Linked DNA regions of Homo sapiens: region 1 is linked to region 2. Evidence: read pairs that join two places in POLR2A ChIA-PET (ENCODE). Cell type or tissue: CD4-positive, alpha-beta T cell. All regions are shown on one strand. Each heading gives the region's core, and the rest is flanking DNA. Links, peaks and the distances in the headings are about the cores only.

What was found. ChIA-PET counts read pairs that join two places held together with the same protein. Peaks named below come from ENCODE experiments on the same cell type or tissue, not always from the same donor. Only the 100,000 strongest peaks of a DNase experiment are listed, where the experiment ranks them.
Region 1: POLR2A ChIA-PET joins it to region 2 with 8 read pairs; 5 of 35 experiments call an interaction of 5 or more read pairs at or near these places.

What each region holds. Positions count from the first base shown.
Region 1 is chr3:197,846,068-197,851,448 of GRCh38, reverse strand. It overlaps LRCH3 (leucine rich repeats and calponin homology domain containing 3), which reads right to left. Exons shown (of 21, transcript NM_001365715.1): 11 at 3,989-4,040; 12 at 3,428-3,577. It overlaps LOC105374310 (a long non-coding RNA gene), which reads left to right. Exons shown (of 3, transcript XR_001741090.2): 1 at 1-237. It also overlaps the pseudogene RPL17P18. Among named protein-coding and RNA genes, the nearest start is that of LRCH3, 58 kb to the right of the region's middle. RefSeq lists an enhancer at 3,187-3,246. In CD4-positive, alpha-beta T cell, for the core only: no CTCF peak of the experiment used is centred there; a DNase peak (open chromatin) is centred at 3,138; H3K4me3 peaks cover 796 bases; H3K27ac peaks cover 1,615 bases.
Region 2 is chr3:197,709,586-197,714,966 of GRCh38, reverse strand. The region is part of intron 2 of RUBCN (rubicon autophagy regulator); the gene reads left to right. Among named protein-coding and RNA genes, the nearest start is that of RUBCN, 25 kb to the left of the region's middle. RefSeq lists enhancers at 2,257-2,626, 2,335-2,629, 2,350-2,970. In CD4-positive, alpha-beta T cell, for the core only: no CTCF peak of the experiment used is centred there; a DNase peak (open chromatin) is centred at 2,496; H3K4me3 peaks cover 1,412 bases; H3K27ac peaks cover 1,940 bases.

The sequences.
Region 1 (5,381 bases), core at 146-5,145, 140 kb before region 2:
TATTGCAATTTCCTTCTTCATTTTCCTCTTTCTAGTCTTTCTTCCTAACCAGTTCTAACGCAAGTCAATTAGTTTTTCAGAAGTCTCTCTCTTCTCATGTTTTTTCCTGCTTTGAAACTCAAGTGTTCTCTTTTACTTAATAGATCAAGATCCAACACTAATTTGACATTTAATCAAGACTCTCTACAAGTTGACTATCTCTTACTGGCTGTGTGACTTCTACGGAAGGCAAACTGAGTAAGTTAATTTATGCAAAACACATAGAACAGCACTTAAGATTCAGTGTTAACCATTATTACCGAGAGGCAGCATAGACTGTGCTCACAGAATAGGCTTCAGAGCCAACCTGCCTTGTTCTAATCACAGGATTTTAATCCTGCCACTTCCTGAGTATTTAATCTTAGTAAACTGTTATTCTCTCTGAGCGTGTTTCCTTGTTCATAAAAAGAAAAAATGGGCTCTTTCCCTAAGCAGCCTGAGGTAATCTGTGAAAAATGGTTCGCTATTCACTTGACCCGGAGAACCCCACGAAATCATGCAAATCAAGAGGTTCCAATCTTCGTGTTCACTTTAAGAACACTCGTGGAACTGCTCAGGCCACCAAGGGTATGCATATACGAAAAGCCACGAAGTATCTGAAAGATGTCACTTTACAGAAACAGCGTGTACCATTCCGACGTTACAATGATGGAGTTGGCAGGTGTGCGCAGGCCAAGCAGTGGGGCTGGACACAAGGTCGGTGGCCCAGAAAGAGTGCTGAATTTTTGCTGCACGTGCTTAAAAATGCAGAGAGTGATGCTGAACTTAAGGGTTCAGATGTAGATTCTCTGGTCATTGAGCATATCCAAGTGAACAAAGCACCTGAGATGTGCCGCCGGACCTACAGAGCTCATGGTCGGATTAACCCATACATGAGCTCTCCCTGCCACATTGAGATGATCCTTATGGAAAAGGAACAGATTGTTCCTAAACCAGAAGAGGAGGTTGCCCAGAAGAAAAAGATATCCCAGAAGAAACTGAAGAAACAAAAACTTACGGCACGGGAGTAAATTCAGCATTAAAATAAATGTAATTAAAAGGAAAAAAAAAAAAAAAAAGAAAAAATGGTACCTAAAGAGAGTTGGGAGAATTAAATGAGTAAATATATATAATGTACTTAAAATAGTGCCTACTACATAATAAGCATTCAATAAGTTTTAAGTACGATTATCATCATCTCAATAATTCATTTTTCCCATAAGTCTTCAATACAAACTCTCCAGGCCAGCTGGTGTTTCCTGCAAGTGCCATTATTTTAAATCTACAAATCACACAAGGCCATTCCCAGCTCCCATCCTGTTTAGATTTCCTCAGCCTAAAACGAACCCCCCTTTACACCATCATCCAGTCTTTTCTTCCTGGCTAAATCCTACCTACTCACTCTTCAGGGTCCCTATAATTTCTTTTTGAGGTCAATTCTGATGATACTTGTTCTCTAAGTCTTCTACTGTCTTGAATATAAAACTAGCACTTTCATTATAAGCTGCCTTATTTTCTGTTTTATTTGTGTTTATTTCCCTGATAAGGTCTAAGCTGTGCCTGGTGGGCAGGGCTTGTATTTTATGCATCTTTATATTCCTTGTACAACCAGCATTCCATAAAGGTCTATCAAGTCAAATGGACGAACCAAGTTAGGCTTTCAGAAGTCTAGGTTTGCCTCCTGATTAAGAAAACAAATGTACTATAAATGACCACATTGCTTAATCTTCCTAGACCTACAGCTTCCTCATCTGTGAAACCTGAACACCTCCAAATGACCTATTAAGAATAAACCAATAAAGTATTTCCGTTAGTTTCAAGAGAACTATATAAAAAAGTTTGTATGTAGTAACAAATCAAGCAGGGACTTAAGGGAAAGAGAAATGGTTAGACAAATTAGGAGATATAGTATGTATAGTATTAGATGACTTGTGTGAAAATACAATGACAGAGATAAAGGAGGACAAGAGAACATGGCCATTAGTACATTAACAATTCTTATGAGGGTTGAAAAGGCACAAAAAGAAGAAACATCTCAGGGCAGACAAGGTTTTGAGGGAGGGAGGTACCTTTGTGAACTTCTGCTTGTAGGAATATTAATTTTAGTATTTTTGCTATTGGTCAAAAGATTTGCCTACTTTTTTTTTTTTTTTTTTTTTTTTTGAGGTGGAGTCTCACTCTGTCAACCAGGCTGCATGAAGTGCAGTGGTACGATCTCAGCTCACTGCAACCTCCGTTTCCTAGGCTCAGACAATTCCTCCACTTCAGCCTCCTGGTTAGCTGGGATTACAGGCATGCACCACCACGCCCAGCTAATTTTTTTATTTTTACTTGAGACAGGGTTTTGCCATGTTGGCCAGGCTGGTCTCAAACTCCTGACCTCAGGTGATCCACCCACCTTGGCCTCTCAAAGTGCCGGGACTACAGGCGTGAGCCACCACACCCGGCCAGATTTGCCTGCATTTTTATAGAAAACAAGAGACAAGGGAACTTGTTGGATGAAGAGGAATCAGGTGAGAAAGAGAGTTAAACGTCATTGCCAAGGGTCTGGTACATTCAGAAAAAAAGAGTTTATCAGGTAAAACAGTAAAACAGACATACGCATCGTACTTAAAGGAGATGGTCTCTAGTTAAAGTATGAAATACAGGAAAGTCTTTAGTGGACAAGAAAAATTCATTTAATCATTCAACAAATACTTATTGACCATTACTATGAGCTAAGACCTGCTAAGGTCTAGGGACACAGCAGTAAGTAAAACAGACATGGTTCTTACCTTCATGGAGTTTACAGATAAATGAGAGACAGATATTAAGTAAACAAAATTACAAATAATTAATTATGAAGAAAAAATGACGATTTCAGAACAAAAAGATAAGCAATACAGGTAAAATAAAATGACAACATTTCAGGCACTACTATAGAGGCTGCAAAACGTTAAGAAATATTAATGGCGTTGTTAATTGGATGTGTGTGGAGAGCAGAAAGGAACAAATCAAAGTTCCTGCAAAGGATTAAGCCTGTGAGGCTAGCAAACTTTTGTTATTTACAAAAGCGAGGAAGCTGGAGAGAGGTCTGAGTAACAGTTTGCATCTGCACGGGCCTTTTATGGTTCACACAGCACTTTCACTTTCATCTTACTGATCTTTACTATGACACTAGAAATTGAGGAAATGGCAGCTGGATAGTAAAGTGACATGTCCAATGACAGATTTACCGTTAACAAGATAATCACTTGTTCTGTCCTCATGCAGATAGACACAAGTAAAAGAGACACTCTATTTAGTCAAGATTCCTTACAGAGAGAAAAATGGTCGACATTTTAATGGACAATAAAAACCAACGGGCCTGACCAAACAAATAAGCACTTAGCCAGTCAGCAGCTTGAACAGCATCATTCAAACGACTCACTTTGACAAAGTCCAGGACAGCATCTCTCTGGATCTGCTTGGTCCTTATTTTCTCCTCCTCATACTGCAGGGCAGCAAGCTGAGCCTCTCTCCGAGTGCGCTCTACTAACTGCTCCCTTCTCTGATGAAGTTCCAGGTCTGTGTGTGACAGCTGGAACCAAAGCGTTATTGTGCATACAAAAGTAAAAATGAGGATCACGTTACCAATATTCCCTATCAATTTAGGGAACTACTGTTGACCCATGCAACTTTTGCTTTGAAGTCACCTAGCATTGCTTGAAATGTGTTTATTGGCTAATCTTTTCCCGTCTTTGCACGGTTCTTATATGTATTAGGTTGGTGCACCAAACTAATACTATAAAGCCATCATGAAGGTAAAGATTTTCTATCTAGTGTCTAAAAACACTGTTAGCAAGTATCACGTACATATGTTATATTAATCGATTGAGACAGCTAGTAATGCTTAAATATACCTGGCAATTAATGGCAATTTAAGTATTATAAAAGAAAAAAAATCATCTTAGTTTAAAAAGCAAAAATAAACACAACTACTAAACATTACCTGATTGTGACTTGCTGATAGTGACAGGAGGGAAGATGGCTCAGCTGGAACCCTGACCCAAAAAAGAAAAAAGAAAGAAAAAAACTCTTTGATAAAAAGACAAACAGATACATAAAAAACAAATGAAATTTTTATTGTAAATGTAGCTTTCTATTAATCAGTAGCAAACTGCCTAGTTAGCATTGAAGGAGTAGCTGCATTTTGTAAACCTAAGTCCAAGTCATTAAGTGAAACCAGAGGAAAATCTGATGCCTCCAACTCACGTTTCATGTGGTATCAACTGTCTATGTCAGCCAATACCAACAATACAGTTAATTGAGATCACCTTGCAAACAGCATCATTTCTTTATAACACAAATAACTATTATCTTCGTTACCACCATGATTAAAACACGATACATGTAAACTGAGATCCTTTTACATACAGTCATTTTTATCAACTACAGAACCTCGTAACTGTACTTATAAAGCACACCTGCTCTTATTTTCAATCGATGAAGCAATTTTAACACAGAAATAAAGATTCTGGTTTTTTTATTTTTAAGAAAAATACAAAGCCCTTTTTAATGCTTAAAAAAACAAAAAAAAAGTAGTACTTCCTTCTCACTGCTATCAGTGTTAATTCTTATAGTTTACTATTTATCCTTTTCCTGAAACAGATTTCATTGCTCAAGTCTCTGTAACTCATCTTTGTGTCTGAAACTAAAACTGGCAAGATTAGTTACTGTCTGACGTTTAGGACGTGGCCTCCAAAACTATGATGATTAGCCTATCAGGCTGATCTACAGGCACTGAAATCAGTGTGCTAATTAGGGCAACCAAAAAAAACCCATCATCATGGCTCACTGCAGTCTTGACCTCCTGGGCTCCAGCCATCACGCCCAGCTGTCTTTGTTTTTTTTGTTTTTTTTTTTTTAATTTTTCTGTGGCAATGAGGGTCTTATTATGTTGCCCAGGCTGGTCTCAAACTCCTGCCCCTCAAGCCATCCTCCCACCTCAGCCTCCTAAAGTAATTGGATTACAGGCGTGTGAGCCACTGCGCCCAGCCGTTTTTTTTTTGTTTTTTTTTTTTTTTGTGGCCCAAGGTGGAGTGCAATGCCGTGATCATGGCTCACTGCAGATTCGACCTCCTGGCCTCAAGCGATAATATCGCCTCAGCCTTTCGAACAGCTGGCCTACAGGTGTGTGTCAACCAACCCAGGCTTATTTCTGCAGTTTTTGTAGAGACCGGGTTTTGCTAGGTTAACCCAGGTCGCTCTCAAACTCCTGAGCTTTCAAGTGATCCACCCACCGAGGCCTCCGAGTGCTGGGATTACGGGTGTGGGCCACCACGCCACGCCCTGATTACACATTTAGAGTAACAGGAATTAACTGCAACTTTCTCCCTAGATTA
Region 2 (5,381 bases), core at 249-5,248:
CTTTGAGTTTTGAAATGAGTAGAATCCAATAATTCTTAAAGGTTTCTGCTTTCTCTTTGGCAGTTACTCCATTTGCAGTGTTTTAAATACATTTTGGTTCTGGATAAAGTTGTCAAGTGAGTCACTGGGGTTTAGTATCCTCCTATTTAAAAAAAAAATCAGACCTCACAAATACAGGCATAATTGTGTGTTCTCGCTCATGTCATCCCCTGTCAGGGCCTCGTATAACTACCTGGAACTCTAAGCTCATCTTGCTTTTTTATCAGAATTTATTCTCAGCCAGTAATCACATTGGAAAAGAGCTAATCAACTAATTGGTATTAAAGTGTGTATACTTGGCTGCGCGTGGTGGTTCATGCCTATAATTCTAGCACTTCGGGAAGTTGAGGCAGGAAGATCACTAGAAATTTGAGGCCAGGAATACAAGACCAGCCTGGGCAACACAGCAAGATCCCTATCTCTGTAAAAAATTTAAAAACTTAGCCAGCCATGGTGGTGCATGCCTGTAGACTCAGCTACTCCGGAGGCTGAGCTGGGAAGATTGCTTAAGCCTGGGAGGTTGAGGCTCCAGTGAGCTATGATTGTGCCACTGCAGCCTAGAGGGAGACCCTGTCTCAACAAAAAAAGCAAACCCAAAACAGCAAAAAGCACCATCCTAGGACTGAGGAGGCAACATTGTATCATAGACTGACAAAAGTCTTTGGAGTCAGTTAGAACCTAGATCAGAATCTAGACTCATTGCTCACATCCATGGGAAATAAAGTGACGTAGCAGTTAAAATTACGGACTTTTGAATCAGACTGCTCACATTTTAATCTCAGCTTCACCATTAACTGAGTGGTGCTGGGCAAATTATATAACTCTTTTGTCTTTGTATTCTCTTTTTTTTTTGATACAGAGTCTCGCTCTGTCGCCCAGGCTGGAGTGCAGTGGCGTGATCTCAGCTCACTGCAAGCTCTGCCTCCCGGGTTTACGCCATTCTCCTGCCTCAGCCTCCCGAGTAGCTGGGACTACAGCGCCCGCCACCACGCCCGGCTAATTTTTTTTTGTATTTTTAGTAGAGACAGGGTTTCACCGTGTTAGCCAGGATGGTCTTGAACTCCTGAGCTCATGATTCGCCCACCTCAGCCTCCCAAAGTGCTGGGATTACAGGCATGAGCCACCGTGCCTGGCCTGGAATTTTTTTTAATGCAGTTCTGCCGTATGCCCTTCTCTCTTCTTACTCTGTGTATTTTCCTGAAGCAGTTTCATCTGCTCACATTGCACGATCACTCACCCATTGATGACCCCCACCTCAGGGTTCAGCAGGTTCACCTCTCTGCTGAACTCTAAATCCAGAAGATTAGCTGTCTCCTGTACCTTACTGTCTGGCTGTCTTTCAGGCCCGAGCACAACATTACCAAAACTAAACTTATGTTCTCTCATGAGATTGCCCTTCTTCCTATTTGTGGCATTGACCTGCTCAGTCTCCCAAGTCAGAAACTTGGGAATCCTGCCAGTGTGTTTTACAGAAACTCAGTGCAAGTTTCCCAGGCTGCTGACCAAAATAGCTACCAGATGAGTGGCACTGCCACTCAATGGGTCAGGTACTTGTGTCCTAATAGCAAATGGGTTCTTCTCTTGGCCCTGTTACTAATATTAAACTGTCATCTAGAGTAATCACTTAACCATATTACAAGACAGTTTCACTATCTGTGCCTGAAAGAGAAATGGAAGTCAAATCAATGAGAATCTCAAATGAAAGCTGCTTGATAAATGCAAAACACTATTCACATATCTTGTTATAGTTATTAAGAGTGATAATATCTGGCTAGGCACAGTGGCTCATGCCTGTAATCCCAGCGCTTTGGGAGACTGAGGCGGGCAGATCACCTGAGGTCAGAAGTTTACGACCAGCCTGACCAACATGGTGAAACCCCATCTCTACTGAAAATACAAAATTAGCCGGGCGTGGTGGTGCATGCCTGTAATCCCAGCTACTCGGGAGGCTGAGGCAGGAGAATCGCTTGAACCTGGGAGGTGGAGGTTGCAGTGAGCTGAGATTGCACCATTGCACTCCAGCCTGGGTGACAAGAGCGAAACTCCATCTCAGAAAAAAAAAAAAAGTGATAATATCTGTGAAAGTATCTGGTCATCAGAATGAAAAATATCAAAGCATATGATCATCTGCAAAATAGCAGTAGTATTTTTAATTTTTTTATTTGTTTTTATTTTATCTTTTCTCTCTCCTTTTTTACATGCCTCCTATCCTGAGAACCCCAGTAGTGTTAGTAATCAGAAGCAGAGCTAATCAGGCAGATTTGTCATATGGACACACACACATTTAGCAACTGCAGGCTCTAGTGGGAAGAATCAAAAGATCCGTGCCGGTTTCCTTGCTGCTCTGTTCTGCCTGGTAAAGATCTGAGAATTAAAGTCTGCGTCAAGAACTTGTTTTTCGCTTTCATTTCCTCCCTCTGAAAGATGAGGGCTTTCAAAGGTTTCAGGCTGCTGCGTCATCACCGAGCTATTCTGGGTGTTGTGCCCTCGTCAGGAGGAGGGGCTGATACAGTGATTCATGCTGCTCATGTCCCCTCTGGGCTCTCAGGAGGATGCGTTATGGAATGTGAATTGTATTTTTAAAAATTCACTCAGGGCCTTAGGAAAGCTGTAACATCATGATCGTATTCTTAGAGGGATCTCATTTTTCTTGACAGCTGCATCTGGGCTACCTTTTTAGTCCTTCCAGAAGGCAAGGCATATTTGATAGCCTCTTTTCTGTTGCTTAGAAATGTGGAGACATTTAGCCCCTGAGATTGCTCAGCTGAATAGGAGAAGTGAAAGGATTCCTCCTTTTGCCACAATCAAGAAGAAACTAGTTCTTGGCAGCATAGATGGTCCAATTAAAAAAAAATCAATAATGAAAAAAAGACCTCTGTGGTTTTTTTCTGAATATGTAATGTAGGTAATATATTTTCTTTGTTGAAAATTCAGAAAATACCTAAAAGACTTTAGAAGAAAGTAAATATCACCCATAATCCCAACACCAAGCGATAGTCACCACTCTAACATTGAGGTATATTTTCTGCTTTTTTCTATGTATTTATGTGTTTTAAAAAAAACATTAAGGTTGTACTATATATATCACTCTATAACTTGAAAAATATTTAATTTTTGAACACTGTATTTTACGTAGCTAGATAATCAAAAAAGTATAAAACTATACAGTGAAAAGTCTTGCTCCCTTCTGATCACATAAAAAACTACCATTTACTAGTTTCCTTACAGAGAATTTTTTTTTTTAATTAAAAATTTTTTTTAAAGACAGGGTCTCACTATGTTGCCCAGGCTGGTCTCAAGCTCCTGGCCTCAGGCAGCCTCCCAGCTTGGCTCCCAAGGTGCTGGGATTACAGGCATGAGCCACCATGCCCAGCCCTTCCAGAGAATTTTTATGCTTATAAAAGCAATTACCAATGATTTTCTTTGCTATACCTGCAAGTTTTTAAATATAAATAATAGCATACTGTAGTAACTATTCTGTATCTTGCCTTTTTCACTTAATATGTTTTGTAATTCATCCGAAATCATTACATAGAGAGCTTCTTCATTCTTTCTTACAGCTGTCATTTTATAATATTCCATTGTACGTATGTACCATCACTTATTTAGCCAGTCCCCTGGTGAATGGATATTTAGATTGTTTCCAATCATTTGCTATTAGTAACAGTGCTTGTGTATAAATAATTTTGCCCTTTACCGTAGGATAAATTCCTAGAATTCTTAAAGGGCATGTGCATTTGATATTTTGATAGCTATTGCTAAATTACTCTCCAGGAAGTTATGTATATAAATATCCTCACCAGAGGCCAGGCGTGGTGGCTCACGCCTGTAATCCCAGTACTTTGGGAGGCCAAGGCAGGTGGATCACGAGGTCAGGAGTTTGAGACCAGCCTGGCCAATATGGTGAAACCCTGTCTCTACTAACAATACAAAAATTAGCTGGGCTTAGTGGCATGTGCCTGTAGTCCCAGCTGCTTGGGAGGCTGAGGCAGGAGAATCACTTGAACCCAGGAGGCAGGAGGCAGAGTTTGCAGTGAGCCAAGATCACACAACTGCATTCCAGCCTGGGCGACAGAGCAAGACTCCATCTCAAAAAAAAAAAAGTAAAAGATTACACTTCTCTTAGCATGAAAAGATATTATAAGTGTCATTGAATTTTTTTCCCTGTGAACTTTTTCCTATTTTATTCCTATTTTCAGTAGATTTAGTCTTTTCCTACTGATTTATAGATATTCTTTATTTATTGAGGAAATTAGTCCTTTGTAATGGGAGTTGCAAATATTTTTTCCTAGTTTGTCTGTTGACATTTCTTTCTTTTTTTTTTTTTTTGAGATGGAGTTTCACTCGTTACCCAGGCTGGAGTGCAATGGCACAATCCCAGCTCACCGCAGCCTCTGACTCTGGGGTTCAAGCGATTCTCCTGCCTCAGCCTCCCAAATAGCTGGGATTACAGGCATGTGCCACCATGCCCAGCTAATTTTGTATTTTTAGTAGAGATGGGGTTTCACCATGTTGGTCAGGCTGGTCTTGAACTCCTGACCTCAGGTGATCCACCCGCCTCAGCCTCCCAAAGTGCTGGGATTATAGGCATGAGCCACCGCGCCCGGCCGTCTTTTGACATTTCTTATGGTGGCTTTTACTGTGCCAAAATATCTGACTTTTAGTAAGTCAAATTAATCAGTTCTTTTATGACTTCTCTTAGGGCTTTGTGTGGTGCTTAGAAAGGGCTTTTCTACTGTGTGATTTTTTTTTTTTTTTGAGACAGAGTCTCACTCTGTTGCCCAGGCTGGAGTGCAGTGGCACGATCTCAGCTCACTGCAACCTCCGCCTCCTGGGTTCAAGCAATTCTCCCGTCTCAGCTTCTCGAGGAGCTGGGATTACAGGTGCATGCCACCACGCCTGGCTAATTTTTGTATTTTTAGTAGAGACAGGGTTTCACATATTGGCCAGGCTGGCCTCGAACTCCTGACTTCAAGTGATCCGCCTGCCTCTGCCTCCCAAAATGCTGGGATTAAACGGGTGTGCGCCACCACACCCAGCCTACTCTGCAGTTATTAAGAGTGTTTTCCCATGGTTTTGTCTATTACTTTTATGGCTTAGTTTTTTACATTCAAATTGTTCCATCTGTAATTTATTTGGAATGTATTTAATTTCCTATGCATTTGTATCAACTTCTCAATTTCTATTCTGGTGTGTTGTTCTCTGTTTATTTGCCATCACCACTCAGTTTTAATATAGTAGCTTTTCAGGCCGGGCGCGGTGGCTCACCCCTGTAATCCCAGCACTTTGGGAGGCCGAGGCAGGCGGATCACCTGAGGTGGGGAGTTTGAGACCAGCCTGAC